Regions from separate parts of the Homo sapiens genome. Here region 1 is linked to region 2. A link is a loop called in an ENCODE intact Hi-C map of the cell type or tissue named here. Cell type or tissue: CD4-positive, alpha-beta T cell. All regions are shown on one strand. Each heading gives the region's core, and the rest is flanking DNA. Links, peaks and the distances in the headings are about the cores only.

What was found. Peaks named below come from ENCODE experiments on the same cell type or tissue, not always from the same donor. Only the 100,000 strongest peaks of a DNase experiment are listed, where the experiment ranks them.
Region 1: it touches region 2 in a loop (2.4-fold over the local background); 3 of 110 quality-filtered maps call a loop at or near these places.

What each region holds. Positions count from the first base shown.
Region 1 is chr7:2,885,831-2,888,739 of GRCh38, reverse strand. No RefSeq gene overlaps it. Among named protein-coding and RNA genes, the nearest start is that of GNA12, 43 kb to the right of the region's middle. RefSeq lists a silencer at 1,469-1,528. In CD4-positive, alpha-beta T cell, for the core only: a CTCF peak has its summit at 1,522; a DNase peak (open chromatin) is centred at 1,589.
Region 2 is chr7:3,064,231-3,067,139 of GRCh38, reverse strand. No RefSeq gene overlaps it. Among named protein-coding and RNA genes, the nearest start is that of CARD11, 22 kb to the right of the region's middle. RefSeq lists enhancers at 1,164-1,213, 1,254-1,333. In CD4-positive, alpha-beta T cell, for the core only: CTCF peaks have their summits at 1,075 and 1,283; DNase peaks (open chromatin) are centred at 1,259 and 1,689; H3K27ac peaks cover 695 bases.

The sequences.
Region 1 (2,909 bases), core at 120-2,619, 180 kb after region 2:
GGGGAAGGGTTGAAAAACTACCTACAATTGGGTTCACTATTTGGGTGATGGGTTCAGTAGGAGCCCAAACCTCAGCATTACACAATATACCCAAGTCACAAACCTGGACGTGTGTGCCCTGAACCTAAAATTTTTTTTTCAGACGAGTCTTTCTGTCGCCCAGGCTGGAGTGCAATGGTGCAATCTCGGCTCACTGCAGCCTCCACCTTGCAGGTTTAAGCGATTCTTCTGTCTCAGCCTCCCAAGTAGCTGGGATTATAGGTGTGCATCATCACGCCCAGCTAATTTTTTGATTTTTAGTCGAGACGGGGTTTCTCTATTTAGGCCAGGCTGGTCTGGAACTCCTGACCCCAGGTGATCCACCTGCCTCAGCCTCCCAAAGTGCAATGATTACAGGCATGAGCCACTGCACCTGGCCTAAAATAATTGTTAAAAGTTAAAATTAAAAAGCCCATCTTTCCCTGTCCTTGGAGACCCCGACAGCATAAAATTACCAACTACACAGACACGCACATTTGCCATTGGCGGTGAATGAGAATGAGGGAAGCTACACTGCAAACAGGAGCCATCTGAAGGCAGCTGCTGCTGGTCCGGGCTCCCCATGCACAAGGGTTGGGGGTACAGGGTGGGGTCCCTTTGCTGCAGTTGTCCCTCCTGGGGCTGAGCAGCAGAACCCAAGCAGGGGAGGTGGCAGCAGCCCAGCCATGGCTGGGATCCCAGTGGGGCTCCTGGCCCAGCAGAAAGAGACCTTGGCAGGCCCAATTCCCTGCTGCAATTTGGGTCACCGTTGAAGAACAGAACAGCCAGCTAAGACCCAGGGGCATCGCCGTCAGAAATGTGATTTCTCACCCCCCACCCCTAGGCAGCTCCTAATGCTGCACAGAGAAGTTGGAAGAGGGGGTTGGAGGCCGGGCGCAGTGGCTCACACCTGTAATCCCTCGGCCTTGGGAGGCTGAGGTGGGCAAATCACTTGCGGTCAGGAGTTTGAGACCAGCCTAGCCAACATGGTGAAACCCTGTCTCTACTAAAAATACAAAGATCAGCTGGGCCCAGGGCGTGTGCCTATAATTATCTGGGCGTGGTGGTGCGTGCGTGCAGTCCCAGCTACTCGGGAGGCTGAGACACGAGAATCACTTGAACCCAGGAGATGGAGGTTGCAGTGAGCCAAGATGGTGCCACTGCACTCCAGCCTGGGTGACAGAGTGAGACTCTGTCTCAAAAAAAAAAAAAAAAGAAGAATGAGTTGGGACGGAGGTGAACACGACACCCACAAACCTACAGCAGGGACCAGCTCGGGGTCCGAATGTCGGGAAAAATCTCAGTGCGGCTTATTGATCTGGGTGGCAAAGCATCAAATATCTCGGTTAATCTGGCACCGCTCCGTTCATATTCTATTGTTGTTATCAGCCTCCAGGATTTACGGGTGTTGTCGACTTGAATTACCATCAACGGCTATATTTTTCGAGGGATTTTCTTTTCTTTTTCCTTCTTCCTTTTTTTTCCTCTGTGTGAGTGTGTGTCCGTCGGTTTCAGCCAATGAATTTCTGCTGGGAAGACTTCTAGCACCCCCTAGCTGTGGGAAGGACTCCACTGCGCTCTGTGTGTGCACGTGTGTGTTTGGCTCCGTGTGTGTGTGTGTGTGTGTGTGTGTGTGTGTATGTGGAGAGGTGTACACACATGTGTGCACACACATGTCTGTGCACGGTGGGGTGGGGGGGTGTCAGGTCCATGGTGGGGCACACGTGGGTACCGGACCCTCACTGTGGTCCCACGCACATGCACAGAGACCCCACCCCGACTGTCCTCTCCACCCTGGCCCCCCTGGTGGCCTTGTTCCCTGCAGGCTATGACTGCCAGATGTCCCCCAGCTGCACCCCACCCTCTTCACATCCCCCCAGACAGGCCCAAAGCCAGATGGGCAAACCCAGGCCCCTGGCAGACCCTCCCTCTCAGGCCCACTACCCCACTTTTCAGCCAGCGCAACAAGGAGGGGTGACCAGGACCCCCTTCCCCTCACCCAGAGTTCTGCCATCCTTGGTGACATAAGTCTCCCAGGATTAAGCCTTTCCCTGCTCTGCAGAGAAGGTGCCTCCCAGCTCCAGTCACCTCACAGGCCACAGCTTCGTGCCCCAGCCTGCTGGAGCAGGAAGGTATTGATTTCCTTTCTGCAAAAGAACATGGAGTCAAGGGGCAGGCCCCTTGCACATTCTTCCCTCCCGCCCCATGTGACCCGGAGCCCCTGAGACCTGGCACCACCCAGCAGGTCCCCAGGCCCTAAAAGCCATTCCAATAAATCCACGTGTCTTTATCCCTGAGCCAGGGCAGCCTTTGTGGAGAAGAAATGTATCTCCAGGGCACCCCCACCCACGGTCACTGAATTCCCCCGTGAGAGGGACTCCGGAGGGAGGATCCCAGGGTCTGAGCCCAGCTCCACCACTCACAACCATGTGCACGTGAGCAAGTGGCTCAGTCCCCTGGGCCGCAGGGTTTCCAACTATAAAATGGGCACAGATCTATGAAATTGAAAAACAATACTGCATATATTATTTATGGTTATGTACATATGCAATAACAGTATAAATTCCTGCAATGGAAAAATGGATAATCAACTGAGAAGGTGGCTCTTCTTCAGGAGACAGAGAAGGGGAGAGGGCTGGGTTGGAGCAAGTTGGGAGTGGGGCTTCAGTAACATCTATCATGGTCTGTTTCTTCACAAGATACCAAGAAAATACCTGCATATTGGGACCAGATAGGGCTAGAAGGCAGGTACCTGGCAGGTTCATTCTGCTACTCTGCAGTGTTCTGTATGTTTGAATTATTTTAAAAGAAGAAGATACAGCCAGGCACGGTGGCTCACGCCTGTAATCCCAGCACTTTGGGAGGCCAAGGCAGGTGGATCACCTGAGGTC
Region 2 (2,909 bases), core at 301-2,800:
ATCTTCTGTCACTGGTCAGTTTTCTAGCTCATAAAAAGAAGGGATTCTTGCTTGCTGGGATCAAATTTATGGGACAGATGGGGAAGAGGGGAGAGGAGGCTGAGAGCAGGGGCTTGGGAAGGGGAGCAAGAAGTGAGGTCCTTTGGAGCTTTTGGGGTTGGAGATGGAAGGGGGTTTCAATAAATGTTCAGGAGGGCTTAAAATGGATTCTCTGGAATATGTTTGGCTTAAGAATGAAATTCATTTTAATTTCTTTTCATGGTGGACCTGTGCTTTTCAATACTTTTTTCCAGCAGAGACTGAGCTGGGAGGCTCATCCCCCTGGGATTTATCATTATTTCATCCTTGTCAATCTTCTTTTTCTAACAGTGAGCTTTTTTCTCTTTCTTTCTTTCTTTTTCTTTCTTTCATCCATCTTTCTTTCTTTTTCTTTCTTCTTTCTTTTTTTCTTTCTTCTTTCTTCTCCTTCCTTCCTTCCTTTCTTCCTTCTTTTCTCTCTCCCTTCTCTCTCTCTCTTTCTTTTTTTAGAAAGGGTCTTGCGCTGTCACCCAGGCTGCAGTACAGTGGCACAATCATAGCTCACTGCAGCCTCAAACTCCTGTGCTCAAGCAATTCTCCCTCCTCAGCCTCCCAACTAGCTGGGACTACAGGTCTACACCATCATGCCCCACTAATATTTTTGATTTTTTTATAGAGACGAGGTCTCACTATGTTGCCCAGGCTAGTCTCAAACTCCTGGCCTTAATTAATCCTCCTGCACGGCCTTCCAAAATGCTGGGTTACAGGCATGAGCCACTGTGCCAGGCAAGGGAGAAGACATTTGAAAGCACAGGTCCAAAGTTAAAAAAATTCAAATGAATTTCCTTCCTAAGCCATGTCTCTTCAAACATTCTATGACCAGCTCATCCATCCATGCCCCCTTTGCTGGCCGCCTTCCCTTCCCGTCTCACTTCCCATCTCTCCTGCCAGTGTTTCCTGGGATCCTTTCCCAAATAAACCACTTGCATGCGAAGATTTCCTGAGGAATAACTGAGATTCTATATCGAGGCCTCAGCACAGCGGGGGCACACAGGAAACCTCCTTAAATAACAAGTGCAATCATGTATTTCCACCTCTGCATGGGTGAAACTTAGAAGGGCTTCATGGAGACGTCACTGAGATCGGTATGGGAGGGAAAGGTGGGCGTTGTCCAGATAGAAGCTAGGGCTGCACCACGATGGTGGATGAAGTCACCAATGGAGGGGTGGGAAGGAAGGAGGAAAGAGCGCCACCTGGGGGCGGGAAAAAGAGCAGCCTGAGGAGTCGAAGAGTTGGCCAAGGTCATCAACAAGGAACAGAAATCGTTGCTCTCCTGAACTCCCCACCCTCAGCAGGAATAGACAATTCCTCAAGCCCTGTGGCCCTGGTCCTGGCTCTGTGGTCCTCTCTGCTTCAAGGTCTGTCCCCAACAACCCATCCCAGAGCCCACAGTTCAGGTAGGAAACGTGGACTTGTTGACCTAGCCTGAACTTTTTTCTTTTCTTTATTTTTGTTCCTGTTATTTCTCTTACTTTGTGCATGAACCTTTATTGCAATCAAAGCAGCATTTTATATTTACAAGCTGCCTTTCATCAGACACTGATGTGACACTCACCAGAGTCTGGGAACTTTACAGAAGCCACACAACAAGCTCCTCTAATCTCAAAGGCAAGTGTCGGGGCGGGGAGGAAACAGGGCACACACACACACACACACACACACACACACACACACACACACACCACCCCCATTGCCAGGTTCTGAGTTAAGCATTTTACCAATATTGTTTCATTGACTTCTCACAGCAAACCAGTGAGATAGGGACTGTAATTCCCACTTTACAGATATGGAAAAGAGCTGAAAAGTGAATTTCCTGGTTTCTCAATGCAAGGCCATTTGACCCAGACCCTACATTCCCAAAGGGTTTCCCGCATGGCTTTATGACATTATCTCCAAATGAGGTCATACACATGGTCACAGAGCTACTCTGACAATTTTAAAAGGAGACAACTTTCTTCATGCAACTATAGGTGATGCCTCCATATCGGCCCATGCCACCCATCCTGCAAAATGAATCAAAGGATTTAAAAAATATATCCTCTAATCAACTTGTGAAAAGCACAATTATATTGCATTGTGTGTTAAAAGAGTAAATTATTTCAGGAAAATACTTTAAATATATGCAGCATTGTAACTATTTTTGGCATGTTGTCCCATGTTAAGAATTGCAAGGACCTTTAAAAAACCGAGCTGAAGGCCAAGTGCAGTGGCTCATGCCTGTAATCCTAGCGTTCTGGGAGGCTGAGGCAGGAGGATTGCTTGAGCCCAGGAGTTTGAGACCAGCCTGGGCAACATAGTGAGACCCCCATCTCTACAAAAAATAAAATAACATTAAGTAAAATTAGTCAGGCATGGTGGTGTGAGCCTATAGTCCTAGCTACTGGAGAGGCTGAGACTGGAGGAGTGCTTGAGTCCAGGAGTTTGAGACCAGCCTGGACAAAATACCAAGACCTCATCTCTGAAAAAAAAAATTCTTAAAAAAAAAAAAAAGGTGTCCCTGCCTCCTGGGATTCCCAAGAGATCCTCTCTCAGACCTCTTCCCTTTGCCTGCAACAGATAACATGTTCATCCTGGATCCAGTCCCCATGATAGGCAACTGGAATGCAGTCCTGCTAGGAGCCTCCAGGAGACAGGACAGAACATACCTTGGAGTTACCCTACCAGAGAGTTGAGATAACTGGGTTATTTATCCTGCAACTCCACCAGTTATGGGCTGAGAGCTGCTCCTAGGGCCACTCATATAAAACAGAGAACACCTTCAGGCAGAAAGTCCCAGGTGGTTACAGCTGGTGCAAGTGGGGCCTTTGCACCCAGAAGTGATAAGCACGGGG